Regions from separate parts of the Mus musculus genome. Here regions 1 and 2 are each linked to region 3. Evidence: chromatin loops called from intact Hi-C (ENCODE). Cell type or tissue: left cerebral cortex. All regions are shown on one strand.

Region 1 (8,000 bases), 220 kb before region 3:
AACTAAGACATCATCCTAGCCAAGAAACAAATGGCCCCAGGTTCTGTGAGAGGCCTTGACACAAGGGACTACTGCAGACAGTGTTAGAGAATGCCAGCATCCCTCTGACCGCTACATACATAGATTCCCACATACATACACACAGCACATGCACACACACAAGATATTTTTAAATTTCTAAAAAATAAACTATTTTCTAAGTAAATTAAGGCAATACATGTCTTAGTTACCATTCTTTTGCTGTGAAGATAAATCATAGCCAAGGCAACTTATAAAGGAAAAGCATCTTAATTGGGGCTTGCTTAGAGCTTCAGGGGATGAGTCCATGATTATCATGTCAGGGAGCTTGGTGTAGGCAGAAAGGGATAACATTGTAGCCATGGCTGAGAGCTCATAGTGTGAAACAACAACCGTAACAGAGAGAGAGAGAGGAGAAAGACAGAGAGACACAGAGAGAGACAGAGACAGAGACAGAGAGAGAGAGTCAGAGAGAGAGAGGAAGGAAGGGAGGGAGGGAGGGAGGGAGGGAGGGAGGGAGGGAGGGAGGGAGGGAGGGAGGGAACAAAAGCCAACTGAGAATGGTATGGTCTTTTGAAACCTCAAAGCAGACCACCAGGGACACATCTCTTCCAGCAAAGCCACACCTCCTAATCCTTCTAAAACAGTTCCACTATCTGGGGACCAAGCATTCAAACATATGAGTCTTTGAGGGCCATTCTCATTCAAAGCACTACAATGTACTTAAGGTGCTTATCAAATTCTTATTAAAACATTTCATTGATAAACTGACAAGTGCATGTTTAACAGATACTTGTTTAATGATTAATAATTTTTGCTTAGCAAAATAGCCATGGCACATCTATGATTTAAAAATATCATTTGGAGAAATACAGATAGACCATGGTCTCATTTATCTGAGCCCCTATATTAGCTCTACATACATGTGGAGAGCTGGTTGGAAGACACTTCCCCACCACAATATTCCCAGCATTTATGGCTCTCTGCATTGTATTTTTCTCTCTACATCATCCTAGGAAAGCCATTAAGGTGAATGCAAAATCAATACTCACAAGACGGGCTTTGACATTTAGCCAAATGGTAAGCTAAGGACATACAGGAGAGGTAGAAATTAGGTAGAAAGAGTGGACAGAGATTTGCAGGGGTGTGGAGAAGTCTCCCCCAATGATAAAAGCAGCTTCGAATGCATGCTTCTGTACTCGTCAGGACCCAAATGAAAGTTCCTCGGTGTTCCAAGGTTGCCATGTTCTCATGTCTGCCTGTGAGGCTTGCCATGTCATAGAGACAAGCTTACTGCCTGTGTCTAATGGCCCCTGGAGCATCTGTCACTTATCAACTATAAACATACCTTATAAACACAATGAGAAAGTAGCTGCCTTCTTTGGATTCTTGCCAAGTGGCATCCACCCTGTTGCTCATCAACTTACTTGGGGGGGGGGGGTTGGGGGGGGGAGAATGAACCAAGAGTGACATGAGACAGACTTCAGTATTTTGGGACAGTTCTATCACCATCATGGACAGCCAGAGTAACATTGATTACCCACTAGTGAGCAATGGCATTGATGAGACATCTTCAGACGTCTTGCAGCTTTTAAGTCTATTTAGGAGCTTGCTTAGCATAGCCAGGATGGTTTGGGAGAGATGGCTGATCAGGAAGTGTTTCTTCATCTATCACAGCCCTCCAGGAATTTACATATCATCTCCCTCCTAATCCATGATTCTGCACCAGTGGCATTCATCAGCAAGATAGGGACTGCCCCCAATAGACACAAATAACTAAACTCCCAAGCCCTGAGAACACAGAGGGAAAGCACATGTGTGCACATGCATGCATGACTAGAGCATCCATGGGAAATTTTGCACAACCCAGCAGCAAAAGTAACAAGGCAAATGTGTGGCTCAGTGGCTAGAGCAGTGTCCGCCATGACTATATAACCTCTGAGGTTTTGGAATTAAATGTCTGTTTCTTCTTCAAATATGAACTTGTTGACATATACACAAGTTTTATAAATGCATTTCCATACAAGTGTATCATGAACTAGCCCCCCCCCCGTCCCTCTTCCTACTATTTCCATCCATTACTCTCCATAAAATCTTGCTTCTATTTCCAAGTTCTGCATATACACATGACTGTCTATCTGCATAAGGTTGGGGTCCCACCAATGTGAGGAAGCATAATTACCCTCCTGCGTCTTCTTATGCTCAATACAATCCCCAGCTGCATCTATAGACCTGAAAATGACGCAATTTTGTTCTTTGTGCCTGAATTACACTCCATCATATATATATTCATTACAGTTTCTTAATCCATACATCTATTCATAGACACTTAGGTTGATTCATAACTTGACTATTATAAAGCAGATTATAAACATAGATTATGAAAAGCTTTTTCTATGATAATTTTAGAGTCTTCCTGCATATACCAGGAGTGGTATAGCTAGGTCATATTCTATTTTTAGATTTTTGAGAAATTCCCATGCTGGTTTCCACCGTGGTCTGACCAGTCACGTTTAAGGGTTTCCTTTCTCCGAAATCCCTGAACCATCTGTTATTTGTTTTCTTGATGAGAGCCATTCTGACTGAAGTCAATTGGAAGCTCAATGGTGTTTTAAGTTTCACTGCTCTGATGGATAAACGGATTAAATGTGTTTTCATATGTGTATTAGGCATTTCACCTTAGGCCTTTGCATTCCATCTTAAGAACCTCTCATTTCATTTGCACCCTTACTGGTAGAATTGTTTGGTGTTTGGTATTCTTTTTATGTGGTAGATTAGCCCATGCCAAAGTCCAGTCTCAGCTTGGAGAGGAGCTCTGAAAGAAGGGGTGTCTGGGAGCAGCAAAAACAAACGCCATGAAGTCAAAAAAATCATGGGTCCAAGCTAGTGGCCTACATTCTGCTGGAGACAGCTTTCTAGGCGGCTGGCTGTGTTCTGCTTTCTCTGGAGGTCTCCACACAGATCTCTCTATTTCCTGATTGATTTCAGTTCTCCAAGCAGTTCTCTCTTGCTATTCTAAAAAATTCTCTGGATAATTAATCTCTTGCAGATCATAAGCCCAGTCTTTTATTTTATATATCAATCCAGCCATTGATCTCAGGTTCCCTTTTGATTATCCTATGACTCAGCTTCCTGTGACCCCAACCCTTTGATTCACAGGAGTCAGCACACACATTAAAAAAAAAAAAAAAAAAAAAAGTGAAAAGGAATTCAGAGATTTGCCTGCCTGTTAAGCACAGACAATAAACTAGCTGGGTGGAACCCTGCCCTGAAATTACCATGTCTACCACCCTTAGACCTAATCTTGCTCTGTCCCAGGCTGACCCTGAATTCAAGAATCTGTCTGCCTTGGTAAGCATAAAAAACTTAGGTGGGTAGGATCTCCTGTTATCTCCATTCCCTAAATCTCTATTTTTCTTCTTTATTATCTTTCTGACAAGTTGGCTCACAGCGCAACTTTGTTCCTTTAGACTCGTGAAGCCCCTCATAACTCATATTGTACCCTCATTCTTTGCATAGTTGAGAAATTATATATTTTTAAACTCATGATTTTTAGAGTTCTTTCCCACAGCCCTAAGGGCTGTCTTAAAGGTCCCAGTGTTTACCATTTTGCTGAGGCATTAGCCACACCTCCATCCCCCAGACTGTTCATCATGGAGTAATTAACAGGAAAAACAGTCCTTGAAGGTAGAACATAAAAATAGTTACGGTGTTATACAAACAAGCCTTATACCAACAGCACACACCAATACACATGCACTGCTACACGTGGAGACCCGTGCATCCTGGCTTTGTCCCCTACCATGGTCATGCCAGACCCAGCAAGTCCACTGTCTAGTATATAACTAGTGTTCCTTCTATCCATTCATTAGGTTGTCTTTCTGGTATATTGGCTCATTCACTGTGCAGAAGATTTTTAATTTTATGTAAGTCCATTCTCAGTCCTTAGCTTTGTTCCTGAGCCATCTGGATCCTTCTCAGTAGGTGTCACCCACGCCTGTTAGCTTACAGCTTTCCTTATATTTTCTCCCACCGATTTCATATCTCCGGGTGTTACACTAAGATTACTGATGCGTTTTGAGTTCACTCCTGTGCAAGATGAAAGACAGGGATCTAGTTTCATCCTTCTGTGTGTGCACTGCCAGTTTCCCAGTCTCTACTGGCAGAAGAGGCTGTGTTTTCTCCAGCGGGTTTTCTTCACATCTGTGCCAAACATAAAGTGGCTGTAGCTGGGTGGGTTTGTTTCTAGGCTCTCAGTTTTCTACCATCAATCTACACAAATCTGCGTCTGCACTGCGCTGTCTCTGTTTCTCTGTCTCTGTACTTTAACACCTCCAATACTGCTGTATTTGTTCCACAGTGTGCTGGCTCTTCGGGATGTTTTGTTCTTCTAGGTGATTTTTAGGATTGCTTTTTCTATTTCTGTGAAGGACTCCATTGGGATTTTGATAGTACACTGAATCTGTAGGTCACAGCTGGTGATAGAGCCATCTTCACAATACTGACTCTGACGATCCACAAACATGGGAGGTCTTTCCATCTTCTACAATGGTCTTTGATTTCTTCAGTGTCTTATATTTTTCAGTGTAGATAACTCTCACACCCCTAGTAAGATACTTCTTTGATGCTATGAGTGGAACAGTACCTGATACCCTCCTCAACACATTTTTCCCAAGGATATAGGAATTCTACTAATTTTTATATATTGATTTTGGGTTCTTATTCTAAGAGGCTTCTGGTGAAATCTGTAGGGTTAGTTTTTATGACACCCATCATCATATGCAATAAACAAGCATCAATAATAAATATATATATATGAATATATATATGAAAGAAATCTCCTGGAAAGTGGACAATGTAATCAGGAGTTATCATGTACACTTTAGATACACACAATGCTGTCACTTTAAAAAACAAAACCAAAGTAAAGCAAGATGAATTTTAATTAAAATGATTAAGTACCAAGCCGGGGTTTGGTTTCAAAGGCTAATAATAAATTGCTCTTTTAAAATTTATCTTCACCCCTAGGTGCAGGAATCGTATGGAAGATGGAGAACATAATGAGACAAGCACTGGCTGCTGTGTACTGAGCCTCCAAGTCCAGCTGTGCTCAGCGGGGCTGCAGTGACTCTTGCAGGTAGGTGATGCCTGCGCTCCTCCTTGCTGGTGTCTGTATTAAGCACAAAGGCAGCATCTGTGATGAGCATTGGCAACTGAAGTGCTGGACTGCATCAGCTCTTCTAGAGGATCAAAATAGAAATCATGGGAGACGGCCCATCATGTAGTTTATTTGGGAGTGGGAAATGGCACACATATGAATCTGTGTGTGTGTGAGAGAGGGGGGGGGGAGGGAGAGGGAGGAGGGGGAGATGGGGAGAGAGAGAGAGGGGGGGAATGAGTGTGAGCACCCATGCACCACAGTGCATACACGTGAAGGTCAGAGGACACCTCGAGTGTTAGCCCTTACTTTTTGCTTTGCTTAGGACAGGGTCTCAGGTTTGCTCCTGCATAATCTAGACTACCTGACACACGAGCTTTGGAGGTTCCCTTCTCTCTGCTTCCAATCTTATCATACATATAATGAGATTACAGACGCATGCTACCAGCCAGGTTTGGTGGTACATGCTTTTAATCCCAGCACTCAAGGGGTAGAGGCAGGTGGGTCTCTGTGAGTTCTAGGTGAGCCTGATCTACAAAGCAAGTCCCAGGCCAGCCAGGGCTACACAGAGGAAACCTGTTTTGGAAAACAACAACAACAACAACAACAAAACAAAAAACAAAAAAACAACAAAAAAATGCTATCATACATGCATTGAGATTATAGACACATGCTACCACACACACACTGAAATTACAGACACATGTTACCATACACGCACTGAGATTACAGATATGTGTTCCCATACATGCACTGAGATCACAGACACGTGCTTCATTCACCATCGGTTCAAGGGATCTGAGCTCAAGACTCCATGCTGTTGTGGTAACCATTTTTCCCATTGAGCAATCTCCTTAGACCTTATTAATTTATTTTAAAGTGTATTGTGTTTAAGGATCTGCCCCTAGCACTCTAAGGTCTTTGATGCAATCGACAGACAAGCAAGTAAAATGAAATCATAGAGGAAATGGTGTGTTGACCGTGGTTTGTTGATTTACACAGGCCTTCCGGGGTCGCCAGTCCCCCTAAAATGTCTGTCCTGCTTCAAAAGTCACCAAGGAGGTTTGGAGTTGTGATAAAGGTGACCTTGAGAAGAGAGATGACCCTGGGTCACATGGATAAATCCAGTGTAATCACAGGGTCCTGGATGAGGAGGTAGAGCAGAACCAAAAAACAAAACAAACAACAACAACAAAAAGTCACCATCTTATGTTCAGAGTTGTGATTATTTGATCTGGAAGGGGCCAGGAGTTGAAGAACGTGAACAAGCCCTGGAAACTTGAAAGGCAGGGGCTAGAGAGATGGCTTGCTGGGTAACGTGTTTGCTATGCAAGCATGAGAATCTGAGTTCAAAGCCCCATGAATTCACTTTAAAAAAAAAAATAGGTTACATACATGATTCCTGAGCTGGGAAGGGAAAGACAGAAGGTCTCTGGGTCTTGATGACCAGTCATTCTACTCAAATTGGTGAGCTCCAGCTTCAGAGAGGGACCCTGTCCTAGAAAATCCAATGGACAGTTATAGAAGAAGGTACTCATTGTTGACTTCTGGCCTCCACATGCATGTACACACATGTGTACATACATGTACGAACATGTACACAAATACACACACAGACAATTAAAATCTTGAAAACCAGAAGTAAATGATTCTCCCCAAGAGAACCCACAATTAATGGAGACATGCCCACACCTTGATGTCAACCAACTAAAGTCACTCTGCATTAGACATCTGGAACTGCCGGTTGGTCAGATTGCACTGTGCTGATTTATGACCCTAATCATAAGCAGCCAACATGGAGGTCAGTGATGGCTGTCACTGAAGACATCTGGGATAAAGATCTGTCGCGGTAAATCTCCAACCCAAATGTGCCCTGGCAATGAAAACACGACTCAGTTAATATGTATACATGCTGTGTGCCTCAATTGGGCCAATCTACCACTACACTACCATCATCCACATCTTCAACCCCATCAGAAATCCAAGAACGATGGATATAACTGAAAATATATAGGAAGCCTAACACAGCTTCCAAAACTTAACCAATTTATAGAGACCGCTGATCACCTGGACAGTCCCTTACTTCAACACATTGGAGCATCGGTCTTCAGCCTACTGGCCAGGGTCATCTGACAGACTTAGAGAAACAGGAATATTAGAGACTAGCCTACTATGTCTCAGCAGAATCAAGCTGTCTTGACCTGTAATTGTGTCCTTTCTTTGGACAGTATTATGTCTGTAGATGAAATGAGGCAATTCTTGCCTAGTGGCTGTTTCACTACAACTGGAGTAACTCACAGATGCTCATTTTCTTCTTTGAATCCAAGACAGGGAAAGCTGCCAGGAGCAGACTAGTCTCAACAACAAGTGAATAAGTAATTATTAAACGTCACATTCTGTGGACTTCTGACATTTTTGAAAATCAATTATCTATGTGAGGTAATCTAGACTGTTCTCTGTTAACTACTCCCAGCCATTTCTAATTAAAATAACTGAAAACACCCTAACAATAAACTCAGAGCTATAAATTTCCTATTTGGCCCTTAACTCACAGGCTTAAACATCTCAGATCTGTTTATAATAACAGCAATAAAAGGACTGGGTCCAAGCCCTGTACTTCAAAATTTTTAGTATCAAAGACAACCTATAATACCCACCCCCAGCCCCAAAGCTTAGGGAACTGGGATGATGACTCTTCATAACTTCTTCAAGCTGAATATGGGTGTTGAGATATTTTTGAAGGGAGGGGGAAGAGTAGGGAAACGGGGGAGTTGATTGACCTTAAGAAGGCCACACCAATGATTGTATTCGTCTGTGTCCTCTG
Region 2 (8,000 bases), 100 kb before region 3:
TAATATTAGCTGAACAGATAAATATATACAAGTTAAGGAATTAAGGCAAAACCAGATGATATTTCAAACACAACAGGAGATTTGAAAAATAGATACAATTAAAAATAAGGGCATACTATCTCCAGTTAATAAAGTGGTCATAGTGAAGGAGAAAATATTCCTTATGGGTTTAATAAAGTAGCTATTATCAATCATGTTAATTAAGGTTGAGCGATAGAGTATTCGATTTCCCACCAAGGAGAGGTACTTTGCCAAGGTTTGGCGCTGAGCATTAGAGTTGGGGTAAATAACTTCTTCTTTGTCAGATTATGATCTGTTTTTCCTATTAGAAAATATAATTTGGAAAATATGACTCTTTCACATATATAATTAAAATACAACTATGGAGCATTCGTTTTAGGGGCAGGAGGGAGGTCATGTGGGTGAGTTCAGAGTTAAGGGACATTTTGAGGCAAGACATTTGTTACCTTATGGGTAGAGAGAACACAACGCCAGTCACTAAAATACAATCCCAGTTACCTTAAGAGAACAAAACAAACAAATTCAAAAGTAATTATAATTTGTTTAAAAAGTATAATTAATAATCAATGTATCCACACGTGTATACATGTCTTTGGCAGTTCCACTATAACCACTGAAGTCAGAACTTCCAAGTTTTCTAACTTTCAGACCCATTAGCCTGTCTTTCAAAAACAAAGAAATAAAAAAAACCCACATCTGCAGCCAATGCTGTAACAGCAGGAAACTAAACAGGACAAACCTTGAGACGGCTTCTGACAGTTAACATGTAAGCAGATCGGGGATTTTTCAGCTTTAGAGTCCCAGTCCACATATAAGGAAACTGGCACACACACGAAAATGATCTGTGAAACTTTGTGTCTGTCCAGACAGGTCTAGAATTCTCAGAGAGAATCCATAGTCAGCCATGAACAAAACAGTAAGAGACATCAATCCAAGAGTGCTCTTCTGATAACCCGGGGTGGGCGCCCTCACTCTTGGGCATCACGGAGAAGTCGGGTTCTATAGAGGAAACACCAGAAAGCCAGAAAACGTGGAATACTGCCAGCCACCGAGCAAGTTACCTTTCTCCAGTTTTAGGTAGACCTTATCTTCTTTGTCCAGGTACAGGAGCACTCCATTAGTGGCGGCTTCACGGGTCACATCTTTATCACCAGCAAATGCAGAGATGACTGGTTTTCCATTTAACATCAAGTTAACCTGGAAAGAAAAATCACCCCCACAAAAAAAGCTCCCTTTAAAATCGAAATCTGTGCTAGGAAACAGTTCAAAGCATGACCTGGTCAAATATTTGCTATTTTAGAAATATTCTCCTTTTCTTTCAAACTGGACATATGTCAGGGTCAGATTTAATGTGTGTTTGTGTGTATGTGAGTGTGTGGGTGTGTGTTTTTCTGTGTGTGTATGTTTTCCAATGAAAATTTCCTTATATTCCTACAAAAATAATGCCCTCCAGAAAGCCATCTAATCATGTGGAAAACTGACTTTCCCTCAGTGTGGAAACAAAGCTAACCACTGGACCAGCCTCTTATGCTCAGCTTAAACTATTTGGTAACAAAGTTGTCCACTAGCTTCCCAATGTTGACCTAACCCTGACATGGTCAGATAGCACCAGCTGCTCCCAGCAACTGAGAAGGCGTCTCGGTTTCTGGAATTTGCACAGCAACGAAAGTCATTTGAAATGTCAGTTTCCAGGGAAGTAGATATGTTCACTAAACACTCCCTTTCTCTAGGTTAGGATTAATATGGAGTAGATGAAACCTAAGGCCAGCCAGTTGATCCAGTCACTGGGATATAAAAGTGGCAGATGACTGTGCCATCTATTAATCATAGGGACATAAAATATAATATAAATGCTAGGTATTCAATGTAACATTCTAGAACGCTATAAACATGCACTACACTAACTATGCAACTGGGGAGAAGTTGCTAGAAAAGTAGAAGCCAAAAATAAGCTCTAGCACGCCAAGCTCCGCACAGCCTTTCTCAAAAGCGTCATAAGTAGCTGGCTCCCTGGTAGTTTGGTGGCTTCAATAGTTAATTGCAACCCACAATTTTTAAATGATAGCAAGCCTGTTTTGTTTGTTTAACGTTCATTTGTAAAGTTTTACGAGACTTTTTTTCTGTATAAGTCTGAGTAACTTTTATTTTGGCATGAGATAAAAGTACTATATTCCATAGAGATCCCTGTCATGGAATCTTTGTTGTTGCCAAGCTGTGTTGTTGTTGTTGTTGTTGTTGCATCACACCATTTTTAGATGGTAGTGTACTTATTCTGTTTATTTAATGTTCATTTGTAAAGTTTTGTAAGATTTTTTTTCCGTATAAGTTTGAGTAACTTTTGTTCAAGCATGAGATAAAGACCAACCCCCTGTACAGATTTGTGTCGTGAAACTTTCCCAAACTGTGTTTTGTTGTTGCTGTTGTTGTTTTGTCTTGTGTTGCTTATTTTTCTACTCGCTTTTGTCACACACCCAAGTGGATGTTGTAAAGGAAAAAAAATTGCAAATCACACGCCTTTGAAAACAAACAGAAAAGATAGACAACTATCTTTACAATGCAAGTACACCCTGCAGAGGCAAGGAGCACTCAATGGGAGGATGTACCTGGATGGTTTGGCTCTGGTAGACTTTAATTACGTGAAAACTGAAACTATAGATTCCTTTCCTCGGTGCCACAAAGACAGATTCCAATGTGAAAAAATTACCCACGTTAACCAGGATCTGCAATAAAAAGCAACAAATAACAGAAAATTGTAGTTTCCTCCCATGAGTACAATAAATCCCTCCCTCCTCCCCTTCTTCTTCCTCCCCTCCCCATTTCTTTATATGGCCCTTCTCTCTTTTTTTTCTCTCTCCTGTTTCTTCCCTTTTTTTTTTTTTTTAAATAACTAACTTCAGAAACAATAGAGAATAAAACAGCTAATCCTATGTCTTTCTTGTTAAGTGACTTGGAAATAAAAGTGCATACTGGAAGCGTCTTCTACCTTTTAAATAGCACAGGGGAAAAAGGTAAATAAATACAATGACTGTGTTGCATTCAGGTGTCAGTTTCCAGGCCGAGGTGTCTGGGATCACCAGAGTACCATGTGAAGGTCTGTCTTAGCTTTCACTGAGAATCGGAGGGAAGATGTCTGCTGTTCGGTTCCATCTCCACAGTCCATGCGCCTTCCCAACGTCCAGAAGGGACGTTACCCAGCCAGCCAATCGGCATCCTGCAGTAATCCCTGGACACACCACAGAGGCATGTTATCCTCCCTACCATGGGGCATTAGTCCATGGCACCACAAGTTGGGGCCACAGAGATGGCAAAGCCAGGTTCTTCCCCTAGCCTCTGCCAGAGCTGTCCTCAGACCGATGGCTTTTTTTTTTTTTTTTTTTGCTTATGTGCCATCTAAGCCTTAATATCATACACTGGCAATGAATCAGCCCTGGCTGGGTGCCAAGAGAAGGGCATACATGTGGACAGTAAACCGGGTGGCCTTTCCGTGCTCTCCCGTGTCTTGTTTTATCTTCCTATCAGCCACCTGAAATCTATCTGAAGCTCAAGGGTCTAAAGTGAAAAGTTAAGTTAGCCGTTGTTTCTAAGAAAGCCACAATGTGCCTTGTGTTCCAGTGTGTGGCCTGGTTGTGACATTAACTCTGATTTTCTGTACATTCTCAGTCAAATCTCAGTGTCTCGGAGGTACGTCCCTTCCTGGGAGAGCATAAGAGCCCAAACAAAACAAGGAAGCTTTCTTTCATGTCTCACCAAGAAATAAATCCATAACAATCAGATGTGTCTCCAAAGATATATTTCCTGCTTATTAGAGTCAGTCTGCTGTTATCTGTCTCAAACATCATCATCTTGTCAAGATTAACATATTTCGTACTTCCTGCTTCATTTCCTCAAAGTGCACCCTGCCTCTTTACAGCACGCCAGAACGTCAGAACACTTAGGTAAATGCACCGGTCTCAGCCCTGCCTTGAAATACAGATCTGTGCGAGGTGTGAGATCCCAGCTTCTCACCATAAGTATCAGCTCTCTGCCCTCTGACGTGTGACCAGATGGACTTTCTAAAGCCCCGTCACCAGCTGTGCACAATGGCCTGACAAAACATCTTTTTGCCAAGCACGTTAGAATAATGTAAAGTGCTTAGCCAAGACTGGGAGACTCGGACACAAGAGGCATCCTTTATTAACAAAGTAGAGGTGCCAATTATTGTTGATCAGTAAACACGAAGCTAGCCGCGGACTCTGCAGGGTAATAGAAGCATCCAAGCACGTCAAGATTTATAACTAAGTGTGTCTTGTTGTCTCAAAGATGCACGGCTCCCAGAACAAAAGAAAAACCCCTTTCCTGTTCTAATTGGTGGGAAGGACATTGAAAAGAATGCCCCAGACAAGGATAACACAATGTCCACGAGGCTTCAGCATTTAGATAATGCGCTAAAACACAGACCAGGCTGGCCTTAGGCTCCCTCTCCATCACTTTGTTAAACACTGCACCAAAATCTCTAAAGGGATTACTTAATTCATTTTTTTAAAATTATAGCTATCCCATTCTAAGCCTCTAGGGAGACATCTCTGTCTCTAGCCAGCTGGCGAGTGTCTTACTTAGAATTAAGTCAAGAGCACGAACGTCACCCCGAGTCTTTCCTGGCATGTCCCGAAGCCCCGCTTAACCCGCCTGCGGGACTCGGCATACAACTGTGAACTGTGTGACTTTGGCATAAGACAGACTCCTGGTACTGTTGGGATTGGAACCAAAATGCAGGAGTCAGGGCTTTGCTAAGCTGAATCCCAGGGATTGCTCGTCACTCCTGTCTACAGAGCCCTGAGCAGCTGGGCAGAAGCTGCAGCTTTCATCAGTTTCAGCCCCATCCCCTGGCTGCTACCTCAAAATCTGTGCTTTCTCAGCAAATTACAATGCCCTGGGGGAACCAGAAAGGGAAACCCAGCCCCCAGCGCTTACCTGCCCAAGCTCTATGCAATTACTCCATCCTTTTTCCTCCTGCCTGGGCAACTTTTCTGAGTGGAGCAATAGTGAGAAAGGCTTTTGATCTCTACCAGGCAGGGTGGTGTTAATCCAGCTACCCTGGACCCTGCGGAGTCACCCTAGCTAGAGATCTGGAGATGGTCTCTGACCCCCCCCCCCCCAGAACCACACCCCTAATCATCTGTGTCTACTTGGAAGGGTCCCTGCACCTTGTGGAACCCCAGAGCCTTGTGGAGAGATGAGCCTCCACCTGGAAACACAAGTCAAACAATTCAGACTGTCTAATAGGGCCCCCTCAGAAACGCCTCCAGGGCACCTGCTGATAAGTCTGAGCCAGAGGCCCAACTTCTCTACCAATAGATCTCAGCATCCAGGGACAGTATTCCCTTCAGCCCCTGATGACCTGTTGCTGTTAAACTTGTCGTATCTCCAGGTGCTTTCCTCTGCGCTCCCAAGCCACCCACCGCGCAGGCCTGTGCCAAAGACTACGGGACTGAATGGAGGCTGTGGTTGCTGGGGAAGGGAGGCAGCTCTGAGTTTCAAACTGATACCGTCAGTTGATAAAACGATCTCGCCACATCCTATTCATATTAGCTGAATCTGGGCATGCAGCCCCCGATACCCAGAGACCACCCATCCCCATATGCGCTCTGCATCCCTCGGGAGTCTGACCTGATCAAAGTAAATGATGCGAGTCTTGTTGCTCATCTCAGATGGCTCGTGGTTGGTGCTCCGAACCGCCGAAAAAGCCACCTTGGAGTTTGCTGCCCGGACCGATATCCCCAGAGGGGAAGATGATGATCCCTTGGAGTCTGTAGCTGGGTTCGAGTCGCACACCACCAGACACTTGCCCTCCAGAACGATCGGTTCCGTGTCATTCTGTGCCCAGACAGGCAGCACTAGAATCAGCAGAACGGCTGGTACCACGGACAGCGCCCGGCGCGCGGAGCCCATGGTGAGCCGCGTGCGCAAGCGGCAGCCTGGCGCTTCTGCTCCCAGGCGGCGCCTGCTACCCCGGGATCCGGGAGCTCGGGAAGACGCCAGTGGCTAGATCGACAGCGCTGCAGGAACAGCGGCGGCGGCGGCAGCAGCGGCGCGCGCACTTCCACCAATTCTCAGGACTGAAGTCTCCCTTCGAACTGGCTGGCTGGCTCTGTTACCTTTGTCCTTTAAGGAGCTCATGCAGAACTCCTACCCTAACTCCTCCACCCCCAAATCAGTTTTGCCTGGGGCCACGGCACCCACACTTGTCCCTTGACATCTAAAAAGTCTCCAGACCCTCTCAGTCACACCTCAAAAGAACAAAATAAATTCTCACCCCGAACCCAAGCACTCCTGGTGAAGCACAGAGCTGAAGACACAGAGGGGACTCCGCGAGTAAACGCTAGCAAAGGTGGCTAGTGCCGAGCGGTGCGGGTGTCGGTCCTGTCCGAGGGACTCTGGTTGGCGCAGGAACAAATTACAGAGGCAGGAGGTGTTTCCGGGGATGAGAAGAATGCCAGGTTATGTCCATGGCTAGGATGCTAGCGACTTCCACTTGCGCTTGGTCAAAAATTCCCCCAAAGCCCGGTGTCACTCCGACGCAGGTAGGCGGCAGCTGAGTGCCCGTCGCCAAAAGCAGTTCTAAGGTGCAGGGCGCCTACTGCCCTGGGTTCCCGCGTCCCTGCGCACAACTTTGTGTCTCAGCGTGCAGTGCAGCCGGAGGGACAGCGCCGAGAGGGCACCCGCGCGCTATTTATAGGAGTGCTGCCTGCAGATGGCTTTGGCTCGCCCGCTCATCCCGTGGATCCCCGGAAAGCAGAAAAGGCGTCCGTTGACCCCAGCGGAGCAGCGCCTGTGTGACGTTGAACGCACCCGGACAGAGCGGGACGCACGGCGCTGCCGGCTGCCAAGGTCTGAGGTCACTTGATCCCCCCGAAATCGCACTTTGTGTACCCAGAGGATGATGCTCACCTGCCTGCACCTGCCAGGGGTCCGCGGCTGCTCGCCGCCAGCTCCACCTGGACCCGCAGAGGGAGTTGTGGGTCCCCTCACCCTGCCCTGCGCAAGACTCTCTGAACCGAACGTGGCGCTGCCAGCTCAGATGTGGAGATGGAAGGACCTCGGCGAATCTGCGCGGTTTGCTATCTGACGCTAAGAGGACCAGCCAGTGTCCCCCAACTGCGCCTGGTCAGGAGCTTGTCCCACGTAACCCTCGAGCCTGGAGAGCCCAGAAAAGCCCGGGGGCAGTTCTGTGCCCTGGGCGGGGCGGGTGTGGAGGAGGCGCCTGTTTTTTTTTCTTCTGCTCAAGAGGATGAGCCTCGGAACCCACTGGGGCTCGCCTTCTCACGCTGTGCAGCCATCCCAATCAGGGGCAGGAACAATCATAGTGAACAGTATCCCTTAAATGTAACAATTAAAATGCACACCCCGAGAGTACTGCACCCTCTCCCTCTTTGATGTTCCTCCCCTGTGCACTCCACTGCCATCTTGGCCTCTGACTGGCAACTTATTTTCCTTTTCGGAAGCCACGGAAGGGAAGCGGGGAAGCAGAGCTTGGCTTTGGAGTTGGCTGCATGAACCTGACCAAGACCTTAATGAGTGGCCAATACTACCCAAACTAAGGGCCCCGGCTTTCTGGTTCAGTATTCTTTGGGGTCAGGACACTCCCAAATTCCTTGTTGACTTCTCTTGACTTCAGCTGCAGGAGAACAGTGCAGCTATTCTCTAATCAAAACAACGTCCCTGTGGAAGCCACCAGCCACTCAGACCTCCTGATTAGTACGTACTGGTTGCAAATTGTTTAGAGGTTGAGTCATGTCCTTGGGTCAGATTAAGCTTCCCAGATGGTCCTGTGCGTTCTTGGAATGGCGTTCGAGCTCTTCCTCTGCAGAATCCAGACAGACCTACATCTTTAGTCTGATCTCCTAAGGTTCTCCAAGGGAATGTGTGCCGCAAGCTCATGCTGAAATTCCAAGTATTAAGATACAAGATGCCCCTAGGGTTGATCCTTAGCCCCAACTTCT
Region 3 (8,000 bases):
AGACCACTGGAATGCACAGCTCCTTCCCCCCACCCCCTGACTCTGAACCCTGCCAGTGGCTCAGGGCATCCATGCCTATTCTACATGCTAAGGACCAGGCTGCTCATGAAAATCTGAGGACGCCCAGAACCTCTGGCCACTGGGGCATTTTTTACTTTCCTGTGGCTTTTTATTTCCTTCTTGTTCATTTCTTGAATTCAATTTTTTTAAGATGCAAAAATATCCAAAGAACTTTACATAACTGTCCTGGATTGTTTTAGGAAATCACTCTCTTCTGGTACCAAAATTTCACTCTCACTTACTCGCCTTTTTTATTTTGAGGGTGTTTCCTTTAGACCAGATTACATAGTAAAAAAGATTTCGGTTAAGCAACATGTTCCAGTTAATGAATGATAACTCTATTTCTTCTTAAGAGGCTGTAACTTGAAAAATATCACTAGTTTTCATGCAAAATAAAATCATTCCCTCTTAACAATCTCCATTCAACTAGAAAAGACTGGTAAGCCTCAGTTTCCCCATCTGCACAGGGAGATGGGTGTGACGGTCCCTATGTTTAAAGAGCAAATCCCTATGGCTTTTGTCGTTTTATTTGTTTGTTTTGCTTTTTTTTTAGATTAAAATGTTTCTTTTTAAAATTTTCATTGTGGTATTCATTGTACATAGTACTGTTATATAATGCGGCCTGTTTATTTATTTGCTTATTTCTTTATTGTATGACTCTATGTTTACACTCTGCAGCATTTGTGTAGAAGCCATAAGACAATTATCAGGAGGTCTCTGTGTCTATCACGTGGGTTCTGGGGATTAAATTTAGGTACTCAGGCTTGACAACACCTTTACCTACTGAGTGACCCGTCTCACCAACCTGACATTTTCTTCTCTTTTCTTAGCATTGTGAAACTCTGCAAGTAGCATGCTTTAATTCTCTGTAAACCAGGATGTCAGGCTACATTATTTACTCTTTGTTTTCTGATTTATTTTTAAATCCATTGAGTTTAATTAGGGTTGCCTGCGGGAGCATGAGTATAGAACTGTTTGCCGGAGCGTGGGCAACTCACCAGTGGCTACATCACTGAAGAAAATGTCACCCCCTCCTCCAGCAACCAGGAACTGTGAAGAGCTCCCCAGGGAGGGCAGAGGCCTCCTGGGTCCCTCGGCTATCCATGATGGGATGTTGACAGGCCCAGTCTTGTGCAAAACTTGTATAAAAAATGCATCGTTGCTAGTGTGCGTGACCTAAGTGACCACGTCCTGTCTGGATGGCAGTGTTCTACAGCAATGCTCCCATCCCCCGACCCTTGCTTTCTTTCTGTCCTCTCTCCTACACCGGTCCCTGAACCTTCAACGGGTGACACTGGTGAGCACTCAACAGCCACTTATTCTTGGCACATTTGCCAAATAGAAACCTCTGCATTGACTTCCACCCACTGCAGAAGGAAGCATCTCTTCCAAGGCTGGAAGCAGGACTATCTATGGGTACAGATATAAACATTTAGAAGGCAGTTTGATAGTGTGTCCATTTTTGCAAACCAAGAGTAGCAGGTTCCCCACTGTGGCCTCTGAACCATATCGAGTCTGAGTGGGCTTACAGAAACAATTATATATCGGGTCCTCATATCCAATCAGAAAGTAGTTGGATACACCCTAAACAACCATGCCATTATTGTACTAGTGGGCGTATCCTGCCAGTGAGGTCACAGCTGTAGCCATGAGTGTCCACAGCTAAGTAAATCATCTCCTCCAGCAGGCTACACAGTACCCTTAGACACCAGCATGCTAGGCAGCTGAGTTAAGGTCAGATTTCTCTGGGTGTGGGATCTTCAACAAGAGGGTTTTACCATCTAGTTCTGACGAGCAGCCAAGAGCAATGGCAGTACCCTGTATTGTTTTGGAACCTCTTGGACCTCTCTGGCCAACAACTCACAAGGGGGTATTCCACAGCTAGCACAAAACTTTTATTTAAAAACCGATGATTTCTAGGAATAACATAGTCCGTCCATGTAGGCAGCACCTACATGGCACCCGACATTTTTATACAAGTATATTTATTGTACATTGATCGTCTTTCCCCTCTCTACCCTCCCCTCCCAGTTAGTTCCCTTTGTTACCACAGACAGTTTTGCTTCCCAGAGAACATTGCTTTTCTCTGAGAAGAGCCCACCCACCTTCCTCTTCCCAAGACGGTGAATGTCAATCTAGACCAGATTGTCTCAGGAGTCTGGAATTGTCATCCAGACATTACCAGTCAGAGCATGTGGTGACTCAAAATGAGGTGGAAAAAAACTGCAAACACAGGAACAGCGTTCTGTGGCAGGTGCATAGAATACCTTGAAAACTGGACGAGAGAAAGAATGAGGAGGAGGAGCAGGGAGCGGAGGGAGCCTGAGGAAACTGCATAACTTCCGGCATAACTTCCGGAGTTCCCGGGGCTTTGCCACCTCCAGCCGGTGTTCTCTGGACAGGACTCTTCAGTAGGAACTCTCCATTAAATACCACTCTCAGTTTCCTGATTTTTACCAGAAGGCACCATTTAGTGTCTCTCTTTTATTTTTTTCTAAATACATCACAAGTCTGTTTCTCTTCTTTACAGTCCAAATGCCCGCACTAAAACAGGGGAAGAGAGAACCAAAGGTATCCTTCTTTCTCCACACTGGCCCTTTAAGGTTCACATAGGCCCCTCCCACATGGAAATCCCAATTAAAGGGGAACAAGGTCTTTTAAGGCTACATGACCATCAATATATATAAAGGTGACAGGAGACCAACATAGCCCAATTACCCAAATGTCTTGCCGGGTAGCAGTTTTAAACAGTCAAAAGGCTCTTTGGAAAATCGTCTGTTTCAGAGGAATTAGAGCCAGCTGTGAATGTAAATGTTCCCTAATCCTCAGGGCAGCCTCTCTCAGAATAACAGGAGGTTGCTGCTTCTTCACAGAGTTGTCAGGGCACGGTTGCACCATTCAATTTAGCAAGGGTCACTCAGCCTGTGTTCACATTTCATGGTGTAGGGATTCTAGAATACAACAATTTCCCTTCCACCAGCAGGGAGAGGGACCTGACCCATCCTGTATCCCACTGTCACCCTGGCATCCACATTGGCTGTGAGCAGTTAATCACCCAGTCCTGACCCCTTTCAAAGGGGTGCCCGAGTGTTCCCTTCAGGCCTCCTCTGAGTGGAGAACCACTTACCAGTCCTACAGAAACACAGGCAGGCCCTTTAAGGTACTGCTGTTCTGAGAACTTCATGAATGGTTTCCGGGGATGTGGAGGAGGCCAGCATGGGGCTGGCAGATGAATCACTCGCCACCGCACAGATGTGAGCACAAAGCACTCTCTGCCTCCTCTACACACAGTGTTCCTCTGGATGTGTCCAAGTGGACCCATTTAGCAATGAACTAGCTCTGAGTTAGACAGTAAAAATTCAGACTCGCTCCTGCAGCTGAAGGGCTGGAAAGTTTTAGGAAGGTCTGATTTTGATGCAAATCGACTTGCCCTGCTATGTGGTAGCTGGTGCTTTTCCCTAGGCCTCTATTACCCAGAGAAACTTGGTTCAGTGCAACCCTGCCCTGCTTCCGAAATCCTGACACTTGAGTGGAACCCGGGTCTCAGAGTAGGAGGTTATGCTTTTGCAGACAAGTTGCTCTCAGTCAAGTCAGCCTCTCCAAAACTTCTGGAAACATCTAGGAATCCCTATGAATAATGAAGCTTATTAAAGGATAGAAGTATGTGTGAGAACCTCTGTGGGAACAGATCAATGATAATGATCATGGTGATTATGGTGAATAAGATACTTGAATAAACAGATGCATAGATATAGAGATGATAGATAGATAGTAGATTGATAGATTATAGATAAATGATGATTATAGATTATAGATAGATGATGACTATAGATAGATGATAGATAGATAGATAGATAGATAGATAGATAGATAGATAGATAATTGGATAGATAATAAACAGATAGATGATAGATAGACCACTGAACAGATGATAGATAGATAGATAGATGATAGATAGATACATACATACATACATACATGCATACATACATACATACATACATACATAGATGATATACTATGATAGATACATAGATGATTGCATAGATAATAGATACATACATACATACATATATACATACATACATAGATGATATATTATGATAGATACATAGATGATTGCATAGATGATAGATAGATAGATAGATAGATAGATAGATAGATAGATAGATAGATACATACATACATACATACATACATACATACATTCATACATACATACATAGATACATTGATAAATAGATTAATATATAGACAGTATATGGAATAATCTACGACAGGCAGTCTACAAGATAGAGAGCCAGAAGCATGGCTCAGTCCTATAAAAGTAACTTTTATCTCCAGATGCAATTGCTGTCTCAGAGATTTACTGCTGAATAAGCTCACCCTTTCTAGTTCTTTCTGAACCCTGGCTGGCTGGTTCAACTCAGCTGTTTTGAATTTTGCAAAGCTCCTCTCCAAGCTGACTGATTCGGTCTGGCTTCTCTCAGTGAACTGCTCTGCTTTGCCTCAAACAACTGGCAATTTGTTCTAATCCCCTGGCTCCTTCTCCTTCTCTGGCTTCAGCCGCCTCTGCTGACCTGCAGTGCACTGCATGGACTCAGGAGGAACTCATCAGCCCCTCTGCTGTGCTCACCACTCACCGCACTGACTCCCAACTGACTCAACCCCCAGCTCGCTGACTGCATCCTCTCGCCCTGTGCTGCTCTTAGATAGATTTTCTCCCGAGTGATGGGCGTATTCTATCTCTGGCTCAGCGTGTCAAATCTTTCTCTTTGTCTGCCCCTCAATTAGAAGTCATTGTTTGGAATTAAAGGTATGTGCTAAAGGATTCCAACCAGAGGGATAAAAGATGTGCACTAAGGGTATGTCTGCATCCCCACAGGATCACACAGACCTAGGTCTTTGGATGTGATCAGAACAGCCATGTTGCTGGATTAAAATTTCTCTACACAGTCCAGTGCTTAGTCACCAGAATCTTGGAAGCAAATCTTGCAACTCTTGGTCCAAGGCTGATAGCTAAGGACCTCGGAGATGTTGCTGGTGTAAGCCTTAGAGTCCAAAAGCCAGAGAAACAGGGTTCTGAAGTCTACTAACAGGAGAATATATCCAAGCTCAAAAGAACAGACAAAACACTCATGGTATGGTTTGGTTTAATTTGGTTTGGTTTTCTCTGAGCTCTTAGTAAATTGAATGGGGCCTGTCATTACTGGATAAGGAAGAAGGTATCTTCCTGTCTCTCTTCAATGATTCAAAGACCAATCCCTTCTGGAAACATACTCACAGACACACCTGGACATAATGTTCTACCAGATATCTGGATGGCCTTTGATTTGATTTGGTTTTTAGTTATTTAAGACATGGTCTCACATGTCCCAGGTTGGCCTCAGACTCACCATGTAACTCATGTTTAGCTTGTTGGAATTATATATATGCCACACCTTGCCAGTTTGGAAAGATAGAAGAGATTCTAAGACTGGACCAAGATTAGGGAGCAACATTTTGCAGTGCCCAGTGGGCGAGAAGGCTTGGAGCTATGGCTCCGTGCTAGGGCGTTTGCCTCTGATATATGATAATGTAGTTTAAAAATTTGACTAGATAGCCATGGAATGTTTTACATATTTATTGATGTGCATGTGCATATGTGTACACACACACACTAATGCACACAAACACACGCATACCTATATGCTACTAGTAAACTGGCAAGCATATTGATAAACATACACAGGAGCCAACTAAAACATCCCTCAAAGACTGCCTCTCACCTTGGCATGATTGACTCGTGACTGTGAGTTTAGTACCTGGGAGGCTGTGAGTAGAGGCTGCGAGTAGAGGCTAGCCTGGGCCATAGAGCCATAGAATGAAATCCCGTGTCAAACAGATAAGAGCTTACTTTTAGAAATAGAAAAAAAAATATCTGCAGATAAAGACTAATGCAAGCAAACGATTATCTAAAGAATTAGAGAAAGTGGGCTAGAGAGATGGCTCAGTGGTTAAGCACCCTGGCTGTTCTTGCAGAAAACCTGGGTTCGATTCCTAGTACCCGCTGGCTTACAACTGTTCATAACTCTAACTCCAAGGTATCTGGGCACCCTCTTCTGGGTTCTGCTACCAATACACACACACACACACACACACACACACACACGGTGCACATGCATTCATGCAGGAAAAACACTTACACACATAAAGTAAATAACCCTTTAAAAATAAAGGACGATAGAACAGATCCCAGATGTTAATGCAGATGTTTGTTCTCAAACAGCTGAAGCACAGGCCCTGTTCTTTACGTGAGCGATGCTCACAATGGCTTCCCTCTCACAAGGACAGAATGAGAAGGAAAAGAGAAACCCAACATGGGCGGGGGAGGGGAACCCTGACCCACGCGACCTCAGCCGGGTGGCCAAGGTCAGCTCGACAGCCATTAATCATGTCAAGCATCAAGAGTACCACATAATGAGAGCAGTCCTCTGCCTCTGGGATCTCACAAAAACTCATAACTCCAGCCCTGAGGAGACACCCTGCCACCCGCCTCTCAGGGACATTCCCAAAATACCTGACCAGTAATTCTCAACAATGTCAAGGTCATCAAAAAAGGGAAAATTAGAGACATTGCCCCAACCAGGAGGAGCCAGAGGTGACATGCAGCTGAATGGCCCATGGTCTAGGAACTGAAAACACACATCAGGCAACAACTGAAGACCCCTGAATAAAGACTGGAGGGTACTTCATGGTATTCGTCTCGGTGCTGGAGAACTGTCTGCACAAACAATACACTACTCTCATCTAAATGTCGATGACACAGAAAACCAAGTCTATGCTATGTGGGGAATGTTTGTACCATTTTAATAATTCTCCTGATATATATGATTTTTAGGATTTATTTACATTATTTTATGTGTATGAGTGTTTTCCTCAAATATGCATCTGTGTGCCACATGTATGCCTGGTGCTCAAAAAGCTCAAAGGAGGGCATCAGATTCCCTAAAACTGAAGTTGCAGATGGTTGCGAGTCACCGCATGAGTGGTGGGAATCGAGCCTACCTCTGCAAAAACAAGTGCTCTTAACCCCTGAGCTTATCCAGCCTCTTATTCTACTTTCTAAGATTTATTTTTTATGATTTTTCAATCATGCATATATTGTTTATGTGTATGTGCACATGAGTTTAGCGTCCTTCGAAGTAGGGCCTTGGACGAGGGTATCAGATCCTATGGAACTTTCGATACAGAAAGTCATGAGACGCCTGGCGTCGGTGCTGGAAACTGAGCTCAGATCCTCTGGAAGAGCAGCAGGTGCTTTTTTTATGTGTGTGAATGTATGCACGCACGCATGCATGCATGCATGCATGGATACAGATACATGTGTGAGTGCAGGTACTCAGAGGCTCCGGAAGAGGGTACTGGATCTCTTACAGTTACAGGGGGTTGTTAATCATTCAATATGGGTGCTGAGAGCCAAATCCGGGTCCTCTGCAAGAGCAGTAAGTTCTCTTAATCACTAAGCCATCTCTCTAGCCCTTAGAAAACTTACCTTAAACAGGATCATTCTAGCATATTAAAAAGGTTAGGATGACAAACCCAAAGAGGACGAGGCAAGAAAACATGGCGTTTCTGAGTACTCTGAACTAACTTGAAGGGAAAGGAGAGGACGGCATCCTGCAGAAGGATATTAAAGTAAAGGTAAAAGAGTACCCAGTCCAGGAGCTGGACATGTGTGCTGATCTGCATTTGCTTGGCCTGTGGGAAGTGGCACTATGAGGAGGTGTGGCCTTATTGGAGGAGGTTATAGCCTTGTCAGAGGAAGTGTGTCGCTGTGGAGGCAGGGCTTTGAGGTTTCATATATATGCCCAAGTCTGCCCAGTAAGATCCAGCGCCTCTTCTTGGCTGCCTGTAGAAGACAGTCTCCACCTGTCTGCCTTGAGATCAAGATGTAGAGC

Evidence for each region. Peaks named below come from ENCODE experiments on the same cell type or tissue, not always from the same donor. Only the 100,000 strongest peaks of a DNase experiment are listed, where the experiment ranks them.
Region 1: a loop joins it to region 3, with 4 times the contacts of the local background. A loop is called at or near these places in 2 of 42 quality-filtered maps.
Region 2: a loop joins it to region 3, with 8 times the contacts of the local background. A loop is called at or near these places in 2 of 42 quality-filtered maps.

Annotation. Positions count from the first base shown.
Region 1 is chr2:171,917,119-171,925,118 of GRCm38, forward strand. No RefSeq gene overlaps it. Among named protein-coding and RNA genes, the nearest start is that of Gm40005, 41 kb to the right of the region's middle. In left cerebral cortex, no CTCF peak of the experiment used is centred here; a DNase peak (open chromatin) is centred at 4,046.
Region 2 is chr2:172,036,350-172,044,349 of GRCm38, forward strand. It overlaps Cbln4 (cerebellin 4 precursor protein), which reads right to left and starts at 7,117. Exons shown (of 3, transcript NM_175631.3): 1 at 5,668-7,117; 2 at 2,625-2,741; 3 at 1-1,218. The coding sequence starts at 5,949. The coding sequence ends at 1,021. In left cerebral cortex, CTCF peaks have their summits at 4,575 and 6,024; DNase peaks (open chromatin) are centred at 3,487, 4,668, 5,523, 5,982 and 2 more places; H3K4me3 peaks cover 3,591 bases; H3K27ac peaks cover 1,151 bases.
Region 3 is chr2:172,136,992-172,144,991 of GRCm38, forward strand. No RefSeq gene overlaps it. Among named protein-coding and RNA genes, the nearest start is that of Gm35719, 15 kb to the right of the region's middle. In left cerebral cortex, a CTCF peak has its summit at 3,175; DNase peaks (open chromatin) are centred at 241, 1,053, 2,253, 2,693 and 1 more place; H3K27ac peaks cover 886 bases.